Linked DNA regions of Homo sapiens: region 1 is linked to region 2. Evidence: read pairs that join two places in POLR2A ChIA-PET (ENCODE). Cell type or tissue: MCF 10A. All regions are shown on one strand. Each heading gives the region's core, and the rest is flanking DNA. Links, peaks and the distances in the headings are about the cores only.

Region 1 (6,960 bases), core at 1,863-6,862, 130 kb before region 2:
TTGTTTGTTTGTTTTTTTGAGACAGAGTCTTGCTCTGTCAGCCAGGCTGGAGTGCAGTGGCACGATCTCAGCTCACTGCAACCTCCACCTCCCAGGTTCAAGCGATTCTTCTGCCTCAGCCTCCCAAGTAGCTGGGATTACAGGTGCCCACCACCACGCCCAGCTAATTTTGTATTTTTAGTAAATATGGGGGTTTCATCATCTTGGCCAGGCTGGTCTCGAACTCCTAACCTCAAGTCATCCACCCGCCTTGGCCTCCCAAAGTCCTGGGATTACAGGTGTGAGCTGCTGGGCTGGCTATTTTTTTTTTTTTTTTGAGACAGAGTCTTGCTCTGTTGCCCAGGCTGGAGTGCAGTGGCTCAATCACAGCCTGAACCTCCCAGGCTCAAGCAATCCTCCCACCTCAGCCTCCTGAGTAGCTGGGACTACAGGCATGCACCATCATGCCCAGCTGATTTTTTTTTTTTTTTTTTGAGACGGAGTTTCACTCTCATTGTCCAGGCTGGACACTCTCATGTCCAGTGGCATGATCCGGACTCACTGCAACCTCTGCCTCCCAGGTTCAAGCGATTCTCTTGCCTCAGCCTCCTAAGTAGCTGGGATTACAGGCGTCGGCCACCACACCCGGCTAATTTTTTGTCTTTTTAGTAGAGACGAGGTTTCACCATGTTGACCAAGCTGGTCGCAAACTCCTGGGCTCAAGTGATCCTCCTGCCTTGGCCTCCCAAAGTACTGGGATTACAGGCATGAGCGACCATGCCTGGCCTGTGGCCTACATTTTCCTGTGGTGAGGGCCATGTGTGATCCCACAGCCTCAGTAAGCCATCGCAGTCTAGCTTTGTTCTTCTTGAAGGTTGTCTTGACTATACTTGGCCTTTCACACTTCCAGGTACAATTTAGGGCCAGCTCGTCAACCTCCACAGAAAAACCTTCCAAATTTCTATCAGGATTTCAGATTCCCACTGGGGAAATCAATGTGGGGAGACTCTACAGCTTTACATTATTGTGACTTTTCTTCCACGAACATAGTAAGTCCCTCCATTTCTATAGGTCTTCTTTAATTTCCTTCAATAATATTTTGTGGTTTTTAGAATAAATATCTTGCATATCTTTCATTAGATTTACTCCTAGGTATTTAATTTTTTATAGCATTACAAACTCTATTGTTTTTACATATTCATTTTCAAGTTGCTTGGTAGTAGCATATAGGAAGACAATTGATTTTTGTATATTAACCTTGCAGCCAGTGACCTTACTGAATTTTCTTACTCTAATAGTTTAACTGGATATTTTTTTTTATTTTCTACATATGCATATTATATCATCTGGAAATAAAAGTGGTTTTCTTCCTTTCTGGTCCTTATACCTTGGTTTTGTTTCGTTGCACTGTCTTAATTTTACGGTCTGGGGCCTCTGGTACAATGTTGACTGGAACTGATAATTGTCTTTTTCCAGATATCATCTTTAAACGATCATGTTTGCTGTAGGTTTGTTACTGGTGCCTTTTGTAAAAGAAAGTTTTCTATTTCTATTTTTCTTAGAGCTTTTATCATGAATGGATGTTGAACTTTGTCAAATGTTTTCCTGCATCTATTGAGATGATCATGTGGTTTTTCTCCTTTATTTTATTAAATGTGGTAAAATATGTGAACTGATTTTCATATGTTAAACCTTGCATTCCTGTAATAAACCAATTTGGTTGTAGAAAAAAAGAGATAGGAAAACCGAACCCTAGGGAATCCCTGTTTGCGCTGTTTGTTTATTCAGTAGATTACGGGGTCTTGCTGCTGACCAGGCTGGTCTCAAACTCCTGGTCTCAAGTGATCCTCCTGCCTCAGCCTCCCAAAGTGCTAGAATTACAGGTGTGAGCCACTCCACCTGGCCTTTTTATTTCTTTGGACAAAAATTCCAATCAAGGTTTTTACTTCCCAGAGCACACATTGTGGTGATGCAATATTGTGTACCCTGTTGGGATTGGCAGGATAAAGGGGTTAACACATATAAAGCTCATTAGAACAGTACCTAATACAGGACGGGCATGGTGGCTCATGCCTGTAATCCCAGCACTTTGGGAGGCCAAGGTGGGTGGATCACCTGAGGTCAGGAGTTCGAGACCAGCCTGACCAACATGGTGAAACCCCCCACCTCTACTAAAAATACAAAACTTAGCCAGGCATGATTCTCATGTCTGTAATCCCAGCTACTCGGGAGGCTGAAGCAGGAAAATTTGCTTGAACCCGGAGGCGGAGGTTGCAGTGAACCAAGATGGCGCCACTGCACTCCAGCCTGGGGAACAAGAGCAAAATTCTGTCTCAAAAAAAAAAAAAAAAATTTAGCTGGGCACATAGTGGCGGGCACCTGTAGTCCCAGTTACTCCAGAGGCTGAGGCAGGAGAATCGCTTCAACCCGGGAGGTGGAGGTTGCAGTGAGCCGAGATCGCACCACTGCACTCCGGCCTGGGCGACACAGTGAGACTGTCTCAAAAAAAAAAAAAAAAAAAAAAGACTGAGGCGGGCAGATCACGAAGTCAAGAGATCAAGACCATCCTGGCCAACATGGTGAAACCCCGTCTCTACTAAAAATACAAAAAAATTACCCAGGTGTGGTGGTGCATGCCTGTAATCCTAGCTACTCGGGAGGCTGACGCAGGAGAATCACTTGAACCTGGGAGGCGGAGGTTGCAGTGACCCGAGATCGCGCCACTGCACTCCAGCCAGGCGACAGAATGAGACTCTGACTCAAAAAAAAAAAAAAAAAAAAGTACCTACTAGGACAGTGTTAGCTTTCATTATCAGTTCCTTCCTTACCTCATAAAGACCCCGTGAACTCCATTTTGCAGGTTAGGAAACAGGCTCAGAAAGGTGAAATGAGTGAACTGTGGATTTGGGACTTGAACCCAACATGTCTCTGCACTCATCTTGAGAGTCCGGAGTTTCTTCCTTCCAGTGGGTTGGTGGTCTCACTGACTTCAAGAATGAAGCCGCGGACCTTCACTGTGAGTGTTACAGCTCTTAAGGATGGTGTGTCCAGAGTTTGTTCCTTCAAATGTGTCTGGAGTTTCTTCCTTCCAGTGGGTTAGTGGTCTCACTGACTTCAAGAATGAAGCCACGGACTTTCACGGTGAGTGATACAACTCTCTTTTTTCTATTTTTCTTTTCTTTCTTTCTTTTTTTTTTTTTTTTTTTTTGAGACGGAGTCTCGCTCTGTCGCCCCCAGGTTGAAGTGCAGTGGCACAATCTCAGGTCACTGCAAGCTCTGCCTCCTGGGTTCACGCCATTCTCTTGCCTCAGCCTCCCGAGTAACTGGGACTACAGATGCCCACCACCATGCCCAACTAATTTTTTGTATTTTTAGTAGAGATGGGGTTTCACCGTGTTAGCCAGGGTGGTCTTGATCTCCTGACCTCGTAATCCGCCCACCTTGGCCTCCCAAGGTGCTGGGATTACAGGCTGTTGCAGCTCTTAAAGGTGGTGAGGACCCAAAGAGTGAGCAGCAGCAAGATTTATTGGGAAGAGCGAAAGGACAAAGCTTCCACAGCACCGAAGGGCACCCAAGCAGGTTGCCGGCTGCTGGCTGGGGATGAAGGGTGGCAGTGGCGGCCAGCTTTTAGTCCCTTATTTGTCCCCGCCCACATCCTGCTGATTGGTCCATTTTACAGAGTGCTGATTGGTCCATTTTACAGAGTGCTGATTGGTGCATTTACAATCCTCTATCTAGACACAGAGCACTGATTGGTGCATTTTTACAGAGTGCTGATTGGTGCATTTACAATTCTTCAGCTAGACACAGAGCGCTGATTGGTGCATTTATAATCCTCTGGCTAGACAGAAAATTTCTCCAAGTCCCCACTCCACCCAGGAAGTCCAGCTGGCTTCACCTCTCAATCTCATACATAAGCAGATAGCTCTTTCTGCCATGTGCTGCCATAATGGTGTGCATGAATGTCCCGGCTGATGCTCTCAAGAGCATCAACAATGCCAAAAGAGAGGCAAACACCAGGTTCTTATAATGTCGTCGTCTGGTTTCTAACTGTGGTGATGAAGCATAGTTACACTGGTGAAGTTGAAGTCATTGATGATCACAGAGCTAGGAAAACTGCTGTGAACCTCACAGGCAGGTTAAACAAGTGTGGAGTAATCAGCCCCTGATTTGATGTGCAACTCAAAAATCTAGAAAAATGGCAGAATAATCTGCTCCCATCCTGCCAGTTGGGTTTCATTGTACTCACAACCTCAGCTGGCATCATGGATCACAAAGAAGCAAGACGAAAACACACAGGAGGTAAAATCCTGGAATTCTTTTTCTAAGGAGGTAATATGCATTTGCAGATAAAATGCCTACAATTAAAAAAAAAAAAAAAAAGGAGAACGGATCACCAGATCACCAGATTAGGATGCCAGTTCTCTTCTTCATGCTTTCTTCCACAGACACAGCAAGTTCGTCACTGTCCTCTTTTCCCATTGAATCTAGGGACTCCTTCTCAATACCGAGCCAAGGCTGCATTATGACTTTCATGGATCCTAGGGTTTTCTTTCTTTTTTCTTTTTTTAATTTTTATTTTTATTTTGAGACGGAGTCTTGCTCTGTCGCCCAGGCTGGAGTGCAGTGGCACAATCTTGGCTCACTGCAATCTCCACCTCCTAGGTTCAATCGATTCTCGTGTCTCAGCCTCCTGTGTAGCTGGGATTACAGGAGCGTGCCATCATGCCCGGATAATTTTTTTTATTTTTAGTAGAGACAGGATTTCACCATGTTAGGCTGGTCTCAACCTCAAGTGATCCGCCCGCCTCCGCCTCCCAAAATGCTGGGGTTACAGGCATGAGCCACTGTGCCTGGCCTCTTTTTTCTTTTTTTTTTTAGAGACAGGGTCTTTCTGTGTTGTCCCAGCTAGTGTTCAACTCCTGGCCTCAAACAATGCTCCTGCCTTAGCCTCCTGAGTAGCTGGGATATGGACACATGCCTCCATTAAATATACATAATATACATAAATATTATATATATTTGATTTTCAATTGCTTTGGTAAAAAGATAACTATAATCTAGGCTGGATTCATTATTATTAGTATATGTTTCCTTTTTTTTTTAACCTTAACTTCCCAGTGTATCCTTCTAATTTTAAAGAATATTAAAAACATTTTCGACCAGGCGCGGTGGCTCACGCCTGTAATCCCAGCACTTTGGGAGACCGAGGCGGGCGGATGACAAGGTCAGGAGATTGAGACCATCCTGGCTAACACAGTGAAACCCCCCCGTCTCTACTAAAAATACGAAAAATTAGCCAGGCGTGGTGGCGGGCACCTGTAGTCCCAGCTACTCGGGAGGCTGAGGCAGGAGAATGGCGTGAACCCGGGAGGCGGAGCTTGCAGTGAGCCGAGATCACGCCACTGCACTCCATCCAGCATGGGTGACAGAGCGAGACTCCGTCTCAAAAAAAAAAAAAAACACTTTCATGGACCCCCTAAAAGTATAGTGGGCCCTAAACACTGAGCCTACTGTGCCTTCTAGAGAAGTTAAGTCTGCACTGAGTCTTTTGTTTGCACCCTGCTAACTTCCCCTTTACTAACTTGATTGTAAAGATATAAAAATAATAGGCTTGGCCGGGCATGGTGGCTCATACCAATAATCCCAGCACTTTGGGAGGCTGAGGCAGGGAGATCACTTGAGTCAGAAGTTCGAGGCCACCTGGCCAACATGGTGAAACCTCGTCTCTACTAAAAATACAAAAATTAGCCAGGCATGGTGGTGCATGCCTATAATCCCAGCTACTTGGGAGGCTGAAGCAGGAGAATCACTTGAACCCGGGAGGCAGAGGCTGCAGTGAGCCAAGATTGTGCCACTGCACTCCAGCCTGGGTGATAGAGCAAGACTCCGTCTCAAAAAAAAAAAAAAAAAAAAAAAAAAAAAAAAAAATATATATATATATATATATATATATATATATATATATATATATATATAATATGAGTATGTAGTCAATATGATTAGTCTTGTCCAGACTATTCACACAGTAAGCTATCTCTAACACTCTGTTCACTGCTGGGGAAGTATGAATTCACCCTGGCTTTCTGAAGGGCAAAATCAAAACTCTAAAAACTTTTTTTGACCCAGTAATTCCATTTTTCAGAATTAGCCCCAAAGTAATCATCAGAGAGAGGATTGTTAGGTCAAGCTTGTTTATTAGAATACCATTTATCGTGGTGAAGAACTGGGGATATAACCTAAGCATGTCACAGCAGGGGATGAGTTAAATTAATGAGTGTACCTCCATAGGATGGAAAACCATGCAATTGTTAAAAATGATGCAGCAGGCTGGGCGTGGGTGGCTCACGCCTGTAATCCCGGCACTTTGGGAGGCCGAGGTGGGCGGATCACCTGAGGTCAGGAGTTTGAGAGCAGCCTGGCCAATATGGTGAAGCCCCATCTCTACTAAAAATATAAAAATTAGCTGGGCATGGTGATGGCTGCCTGTAATCTCAGCTACTTGGGAGGCTAAGGCAAGAGAATTGCCTGAACCCAGGAGGCAGAGGTTGCAGTGAGCTGAGATCGCACCACTGCACTCCAGCCTGGGCGAGTGAGACTCTATCTCAAAAAAAAAAAAAAAGATGCAGCATAGATGGAATGACATGGAGAATGTTCGTGGTTATGGTATTAAATAGCAAGAAAAAAGCAACAAAAACAGTAATCTGGTAATATCAATTGGGAGTTGTGATGCTGTGGGCTGCAAGTCATAGAAACCCCAATTTAAACTGGCTTAAACAATAAAGGGAGCTGGTTGTGGTGGCTTGTGTCTATAAACCCAGCTACTCAGGAGGCTGAGGCAGGAGGATAACTTGAGGCCAAGAGTTCCAAACTATCCTGGACAACATAGTGAGAACCCATCTCTAAAAAAAGATATTTAAAATCTAGCCAGGCATGGCAGTGCCTGTAGTCCCAGCTACCCCAGAGGCTGAGGTGGGAGGA
Region 2 (8,331 bases), core at 1,880-6,879:
CCTGAAGTCTGAATTTTTGGAGGTCAAATGGATTCCACCTGGGAGGGGCTTCTGCTTCAACTCAGGACATGGGGAGAAGGCTGTTCCTCTTCCAGGGGGAGGCAGTTTTCATGGCATTGAGATGTCCTCTCACTTATTCCCCACCCACCCACCAAGTCCTTTGTAAGAGGAGTAGGGGGAGAGGAGAGCGCCTGCAGCCTCCTGCTCACATTCCTAGACACCGACTCACTGAGCCCGTCGCCGCTGGAACAGCAGAGCTGTGTGAAATGTCAAGAGGAGTTATGCTCATAGGCTCCCTGGCCTCAGTCTCTTTGTGGCTTGCATATTCTTCCATTAGTACTGTGTTCATCACATGGAAATCAGAGGGTACAATTAAAAGATAATTTGCTAGTCCCAGACTTAATTTGGGGCCCCCTTCTTGCCTGATTGAATTACAGGGGAACATAATAGATTTTTGGTGAGAAATAGTTGTCTGTGTGGCTGGGAGAAAGATTGCTCCCAGCTCTCCAGCTGGGCAGCCCTTTCAGTATCCCGTATGTTATTTCCCCACTTCCAGCCCACCTCACCTCCTCTGTGGCCCTTGTGTGTCCCCTCGGCTAGGATCCTGACCTCCTGCTCAAGAGTTTAAACTCAACTTGAGACCCAAGGAAAATAGAGAGCCCTCTGCAACCTCATAGGGGTGAAAAATGTTGATGCTGGGAGCTATTTAGAGACCTAACCAAGGCCCAGACAGAGAGAGTGACTTGCTAAAGGCCACATAGCTAGCCCACAGTAGTTGTAACAATAGTCTTAATGATATTAATGGCTAACATTTATCAACCTTTAATGTGTCCCAGACTTTGTGCCAAGGGCTTACATGCAGTGCATTGTCGCATTCAAACCCAGACAGTCTGGCTCTGGGCCCAGGCTGAGCTTTGGTATAGCATGGTAGAACGTTGTCTATAATGTCTAGTCTGGGTTCAAATCCTGGCTTCACTTCTCACATTTACAGCTGAGTGACCTCAGGCAAGTGATTTAACCTCCCTGTACCTCAGTTGCTTTATCTGTAAAGAGAAAAATCACAGCACTGTGGAATAGTGGGGGTTAAAATTCATTCATACAAGTAGTGCTGCAAGCAATGTTTAATACAGGGTGAGCACCTGTTCAGTGCTTCCTTCTTCTGGCTGCCTCTGGGGCTAGAGTGTGGTGTCTTCGTGGTATAGATAGATAGATATGGCTGAGCTCTGCACAAACACCAAGAGCTGTTCTTCACTATTAGAGGTAGTAAACAGAGTGGTTGAGCTCTGTGGTTCTAGAACAGAGGCCGGCAAGCTATGGCCCATTGCCTATTTTAATACGGCCTGTGATTGATTGATTTTTTTTTTCTTTTTGAGACAGAGTTTCACTCTTGTTGCCCAGGCTGGAATGCAATGGCACGAACTCAGCTCACCGCAACCTCTGCCTCCTGGGTTCAAGCGATTCTCCTGTCTCAGCCTCTCGAGTAGCTGGGATTACAGGCATGTGCCACCACGCCTGGCTAATTTTTGTATTTTTAGTAGAGACAGGGTTTCTCCATGTTGGTCAGGCTAGTCTCGAACTTCCAACCTCAGGTGATCTGCCCGCCTCAGCCTTCCAAAGTGCTGGGATTACAGGCGTGAGCCACCATGACTGGCCTGATTGACTGATTTTTTTAGTAGAGATAGGGTCTTGGTTTGTTACCCAGGCTGGTCTCAAACTTCTGGCTTCAAGCAGTCCTCCCTCCTTGGCCTCTCGAATGCTGGGATTATAGGCATGAGCCACTATGCCTGGCCTATATGACCTGTGATTTTTAATGGTTAGGGGAAAAAAAGCAAAAGAATGCTTTGTGACATGTGGAAATTACATGAAACTCAAATATCAGTGTCCCAGCCTGGGCAACAAAGTGAGACCCTGTCTCTACAAAAAATAAAAAAAAATAAGCCAGGGCCGGGCGCAGTGGCTCACACCTATAATCTCAGCACTTTGGGAGGCCGAGGCAAGTGGATCACCTGAGGTCAGGAGTTCAAGACCAGCCTGACCAATATGGTGAAACCCTGTCTGTACTAAAAACACAAAAATTAGCCGAGCATGGTGGCATGCGCCTGTAGTCCCAGCTACTTGGGAGGCTGAGACAAGAGAATTGCTTGAACCTGGGAGGCGGAGGTTGCAGTGAGCCAAGATCGCGACACTACACTGCAGCCTGGGCAACAGAGCGAGACTCCGACACACGCACGCACGCACACACACACACACACACACACACACACACACGCTGGGTATGGTGGCCAGCACGTGTGGTCCCAGGATGCACTGGAGGCTTAGGTAGGAGGATCACTTGAGCTTAGGTGGTTGAGACTACAATGAACCATGTTTATACCACTGCACTTTAGCCAGGGCAACAGTGTGAGACTGAATCTCAAAAGAAAAAAAAAAAAAAGAAAAAAATCTTTCCATAAGTAAATATCTGTTGGAACATAGCCATGTCCCTTAGTTTATGTTTTATATATGGCTGCTTTTGCCCTATAATGACACAATTGAGTGGCCACGACAGTCTGTATGGCCTGCAGAGCCTAAGATATTTGCTCTCTGGCCCTTTACAGAAAAAGTGCCTTGACCTGTGCTCTAGAGCCATATGTACCAGGTTTGAAACTCAGCCTCACAGCTGGGTGTGATGGCACGCATCTGTAGTCCCAGCTACTCTGGAGGCTGAGGTGAGAGGATCACTTGAGTCCAGAAGGTCGAGGTCAAGATTGTAGTGAGCCATGATGGCATCACCGCACTCCAGCCTGAGTGACAGAGAGAGACCCTGACTCAAAAAAAAAAAAACAAAAAAAAAAAACACCCTCACCACTTATCAGCTATTTGTCTTGAGAATAGTGACATAACCCCTCAGAACCTATTTCCTAATCTGTTAAATGAGGCTGATGACGTTTCCTCCTTTTACTGGCAATTTAAACATGATGGATAATAAATGCTAAGCACTTAACACAGGGCCTAGAAGATATTAACTGCTCAATAAATGGTAGCTTCTTAACAGTATTCAAACCCATGTGCTCTTATCACATGCATTGTTGTCCCTGTGTCCAGTTGGTGGAATGGGAAAAGGCTCCCTTGTAACCCCATCTACCATCTTTATCAGACTTTCCTGCCATGGTTCACAGTAAGAGATAGAAGCTGCACGGTGACTTCTGGCTCTTTACAATGGTGAGCGGTGTGTGCCTGGTAAGGGAGAGCTGATGTCACTGCCCCAAATCCAGTAGTGAGATCTGAGTGTTCTGGTTTCCTCCAGCAGCCTTGCTTTTTCCTTTACAATCCTGCAGGCAGGGAGACAAGGGCTTTCTACATGGTAGGCTCTGGTTTGGTCATCGTCACAACTGGGGGCTGTTCAGGTGGGCTCCCATTCCAGATACCTAGGCTTATCAATCCCTTTTGGCACCCCAGGCCTTTTTCTCCCTCATGCCCCATTTTTCAGTTTGAAAAGCATGGTTATCACAGGACAAGTAGAAGAAGCTCCACTGTCCACTGAGGCCAATGGATGGTGTTCTGCATGTGAACACTCAGTGAATAGTGAGTGAATGAGAGTAACCTGGGCTCCATCCTATTTGCAGAGAGCTTTGGAAAAGATTTTTCTCCTTAAAGAGCCAGAATGAAGCCTGGTAGTGGGAGAGCTCCAGCTCTAGAGTCACATGAGCCTACATTTAAATTCCAGCCCTGCCACTGACTCCCTTTTTGACCTTGAGTGAGTTACCTAATCTCTCTGTACCTCACTTTTCTTGTCTGTAGAGTGGGAATAATTCCTGTCTCAGAGAAATAAAAGAGTGCATATAGTGTTTGCCACATGGAGACACATCAGGTGTAGGTTAATACTCTGGGCCTTGTTTCCTTATTTGCAACACAGCCCTGCCCTGGAGTGGAAGTGGCACCTCCCATTGGTCAGCTCTTGAGGCTGTCCCCAGGACAGGCAGAGGGAGGGAATGAATGGGAGCCCTAGTGCCAGGACAGAACAGATGGCAGCTCAGAGCTAGGATGGCTCTCTGGACCTGTCTCTCCTACCAGAGGTCCCCCCGTCTGGTGTGGCTCTTCCTGGACCTGGCATCCTCTGCTTTTTTTTTTTTTCCACCTCCAAGCAGAATTACTGTCCTGTAGGCAGCTCCTCTGCTTGAGGACATCTGGGGCCAGATATGTTCACACTCTATCCTGCCTTGCCCTTCCCTGAGCTCAGGATGGACGCTCAATTGGTCCCAGTTATTGTCTGCAGCGCCTGCCTGCAGCCTCGATCCAGCCCAGCTCCACCCCTTGCCTGCAAGGTCTGTTTCCTAACAGCTGCTCCAACCACACACCTCGGTTCTGCGGGAGCCCCTCCTCTTCCTCCCTCCCTCCCTCATTCAGGGGTGGGACTGAAGAAGAAGGCTAACTTGACAGCAGCGCTTCTTTCTTAGCTAGTCACCGGCCCCTGCTCAAGAATGCCAGTGTGTGTGTAGCCTCCACAGAGAGGTCGTTTTCTCGGAGTCCAGAGGGGCCGCCTGAGCTTCTGAGAACTAGGGAGGAGCCATCCCAGCCATGAGCCCCTGTGGGAATCTGCTGGGGGCCAAGTGGCCTGGAGTCCTCAGGCTCCCGCAGCTGCTCCGGAGGGAGAGGTGAGCTCAGGGCAGCCTGCCTGCAGCCAGAGGTGCCGGGAGCCCCGGGCCTGTCATGGTGGCCATCTACAGCCGGCCTGAGGCAGTCACAGACGGATTTGCAGCTGAGCCTGTCTATCTGGTGTGGGAAGAAGATGGGGAGTTACTTGTCAGTCCCGGCTTACTTCACCTCCAGAGACCTGTTTCGGTGAGTTGGTCTCCGAGTTCCCCTCTCCATCTCTCCTGGCCCCTGGTCCTGAGAGGAGGGTGGTCTCCCTAAATCTCCTTCTCACTTAGTCCTTTACCATCGGTTCTGCCGGGCAGAAGCCAGCGGAGGTTATACCCAAGGAGAATCGGCCTTGTGAGGTACCCCCATTATGTCCTGGAAGTGGTGAGGGGAGGGATATACCCAGAAGGAACTTCTTAGGGAGCTCCAGCTCCCCTTCTATCCCAGACAAACCTGAAGGAGCCTCCAAAAGATGCCACTGACCTGCCCATTGTAGATGTTACTGCTTCCGGGGGGAATAGCCCAAATAGAGTGCTGTTTCCAGCTCTCACATGTCTTACCTGCGGGCCATGCTGCCTGCCCAGGAATTTGTCCCAACAAGCAGGATGGGCAGGTTTTGCCAAACTGTGGAAACTGGCAAGTCCTGGGTGTGGGTAGCCTGGTACACAGTAGGCACCTTATAAACGTTTGTTCTCTTAATGGCAGGCACATTTGCCTCTGGCCTTGAAGGGCTTCTGAGCTCCCAGGTGAATGTAGTTGCTGGGGAAAGACCTGGGCGAGTGCTTCTAAGACTGGAGCAATGGGCTTTAGAGTGTTCCTGAGCTGCTGGGCCAGCCCCCACACCTCCTCAGTCCCTAGGCCTAAGTACCTCCACGAGCCTCTCTCTGTGGGGCTTCTCAGAGGGAGATGTGGAAACTCTACCTCTAACCTGGCTTTCTTTGCTCATTGCCCCACTCCACCTCCCATAGAAACTCCCCAGGGGGTTTCTGGCCCTCTGGGTCCCTTCTGAATGGAGCCATTCCAGGCTAGGGTGGGGTTTGTTTTCATTCTTTGGGAGCAGCCTGTTGTTCCAAAAAGGCTGCCTCCCCCTCACCAGTGGTCCTGGTCGACTTTTCCCTTCTGGCTTCTCTAAGCTAGGTCCAGTGCCCAGATCTTGCTGCCGGGATACTAGTCAGGTGGCCAGGCCCTGGGCAGAAAAGCAGTGCACCATGTGGTTTTGTGGAATGACCGGACCCTGGTAGATTGCTGGGAAGTGTCTGGACAGGGGGAAGGGGGAAGGGAACTGGTCCTCAATGCTGACTCTACCAAGCGCCCTGCTAGACACTTTATCCTTTAATCTCTCAACAGCCTAAAGAGATTATATATCCCCATTTTACAGATGAGGCAACCAGTTTCAACAGAGTTAACATATGGAGCCTCACTGGGCAGCTTTTTCTGTCTTCCTGACTTTCTCTCATCCTTCAGGGGGCTGCAGGTTTGTTTTCTTCTCCTAGTGGAGAGGAAATTCTCAGGTTTGTTTTCCTCTCCTAGCAGAGAGTAAAAAAAGGGATAGTTTGCCTGACTTGTTGAAGGTGTGGCTGAGATTGTTTTCTAAAGAGCCAATGGAAATTGATCTTGAGTTTAGGAGAAAGCTTTTACATGTGGAATTAAGATGCCAAGTGTTGAAGTAGCCACATTTCAGGTCCTCATTAATTTCTCTTAATCCTGGGAAGGCAGCTTAGGAGAAGGGTTGTTCCTTTAGGAGCCAGGAACTATACCCCTTTTACCCTTGGAGAGGCAGGGAAGCCAGGGAGGACACAACTTCTCAGGAAGAGGAGAAGCTAGAGCAGATAGTGAACTCTCAACCTGAACCTTTAAGGGCCAGACCACTAATGCCACCCAAGTCCACCTGCCGTTTGTCTTGTTCTGTCCCAGGCTTTCTGGAGAACCTGATCTTCTTGCCCCTACCCCCAAGCTCCGTTTGCCCAGCTAGAGTCTGGGGGGTACTGACTGACTTTCGTAGACATTCTTCCCTTCCCCAAATAAGAGGCCACATTCCTGAAGTCACTTCTGAAGAGATAGCTGCCACACAGGGCTCTTTCCCCCCAGGGAGGGACCACCCAGACCCTCTGCTCTCCCAGGTATCCGTTACCACATCACTACCTGGTCAGAAAGCTGTTTCTGCCATTAGCCCCTCCCTCTTTTATTATAGGATATCCTCAAGGGCTCCTCTTTGGGCCTCAGTTTCATCCTTGGCAGAAAGTAGAAGCTAGACTTCTTGGGCTCCTGAACAGGGTCCTTGCTGGATTCTGTGAAACAAATTAAGTTCTTGACCCTAGGCCTCTGGGGGAGTACAAAGTCTATGGGAGTTCTGGGGCTGTGGTTGCAAGGAAAGTGACGCAACCAGATTCCATGGGGACATGATCAGGCGTGACATGTGAGGGAGGAAGAGGGAGCAAGGGAATGAAGAATACAACTTCTGTGTCCCATACACCCCTGCCTGACAGGCCATACATACTCAGCAGAGAATGCACTGTCTTTCCTACCACACTAGCGTGAGAAGTGAGCTGCAATTACCACTGTGCTTCCAAGTAAGAAAATACCTCAAATTGGAATTTACAAAAGAGGTAAATTAGGGAGTGGCTTTTGTCGGACATCTTTAAAGCATTTTTCTTTTTATAGAATTTCACTTAATGTCCAATACTGATTTAATGAGCTTGGGTTTACACATTATCTCTTGAAGAAAACAAATGAACCTTTGTGTTCCAAAGCAATCCATGTTTAAAGGGAAAAAATTATGCATAACTCTGCCCAGCTTCACAGTAACCTTTGGCAGGTGCCTTAGGTCCTCTGGGACTCTTTTCCTTATCTGAAAAATGAAGGACTTGGATCAGGTGAATGGTTCCCAGCTCTGCAACTTATGTGGCTCCTCAGAGGCACACAAGCTCTTTTCCATTATTTGCCAAATAATGGAGGCCCTGTCTTTAACTGCAGTACAACTACACAAAATACTTGAAACTACAGTCTTCCTGGTTTTTGGTTGGAACTGAATCAGTGCACTCTAGCAACACTTATTTCTTGCTGTTCGTAGGCTTCATTATGTGTTTGGTTAATTTTTTAAAACAACAATAACATATTCCATAATAATTACAGCTTAATTGGCAGACTGTTTCAGTCTATAGGATCTGCAGGAAGGAGGAGTAATAAAGGGATTTTTGACTGAGCTCTTATGGAACAGAGTCTCTCTAGGCCCCTGTCATATCTGCCCTTCTGGGCCCTGGGGAAAAGTTGGCATCCCCAGTTGTGGTGCTCTCCAGGTGCCCTCAGGCTGTGGTGGAGGGAGCTTCCCATTCTCTCCTTCAGCCCACTCAATTCAGAGGCTAGGGGCTGAAAGAAGCTTCTCTACAACTGGCTGTTCACTGGGAGGTTAAGGGATGACCATCCAGCCAGGCCTTCCTCAGGACATGGGAGGGCTTATGCTTTAACATGTGTAAATCCACTGCAATAATGACTGGTTCTTTTACCCCATAAGGTTGAGAATTTACCTGTAAACATTTTTGTCTGAAGAATTTGGATGTAAGTGAGGGCTGGGCCTCTATCTTATCTCACTTGGCTTCTCTCAGCACAGCACCTTGCCTGCTTGTTCTTACACATCCTAGATGCACAGTAACTATTTCCTAATTATTAGAAATCTATTAGAATCAATTGATTTCAGCTGGGCTTGGTGGCTCC

The links. Peaks named below come from ENCODE experiments on the same cell type or tissue, not always from the same donor. Only the 100,000 strongest peaks of a DNase experiment are listed, where the experiment ranks them.
Region 1: POLR2A ChIA-PET joins it to region 2 with 6 read pairs; 7 of 35 experiments call an interaction of 5 or more read pairs at or near these places.

What each region holds. Positions count from the first base shown.
Region 1 is chr22:31,109,090-31,116,049 of GRCh38, forward strand. All of the region lies in intron 1 of LOC105372995 (a long non-coding RNA gene), which reads right to left. It overlaps LOC124905100 (a long non-coding RNA gene), which reads left to right. Exons shown (of 2, transcript XR_007068063.1): 2 at 890-1,363. It also overlaps the pseudogene RPS15AP37. Among named protein-coding and RNA genes, the nearest start is that of SELENOM, 5.0 kb to the left of the region's middle. In MCF 10A, for the core only: no CTCF peak of the experiment used is centred there; no DNase peak of the experiment used is centred there.
Region 2 is chr22:31,243,949-31,252,279 of GRCh38, forward strand. The region is part of intron 2 of LIMK2 (LIM domain kinase 2); the gene reads left to right. Among named protein-coding and RNA genes, the nearest start is that of LIMK2, 36 kb to the left of the region's middle. RefSeq lists enhancers at 3,545-4,435, 4,436-5,325. In MCF 10A, for the core only: no CTCF peak of the experiment used is centred there; a DNase peak (open chromatin) is centred at 4,373.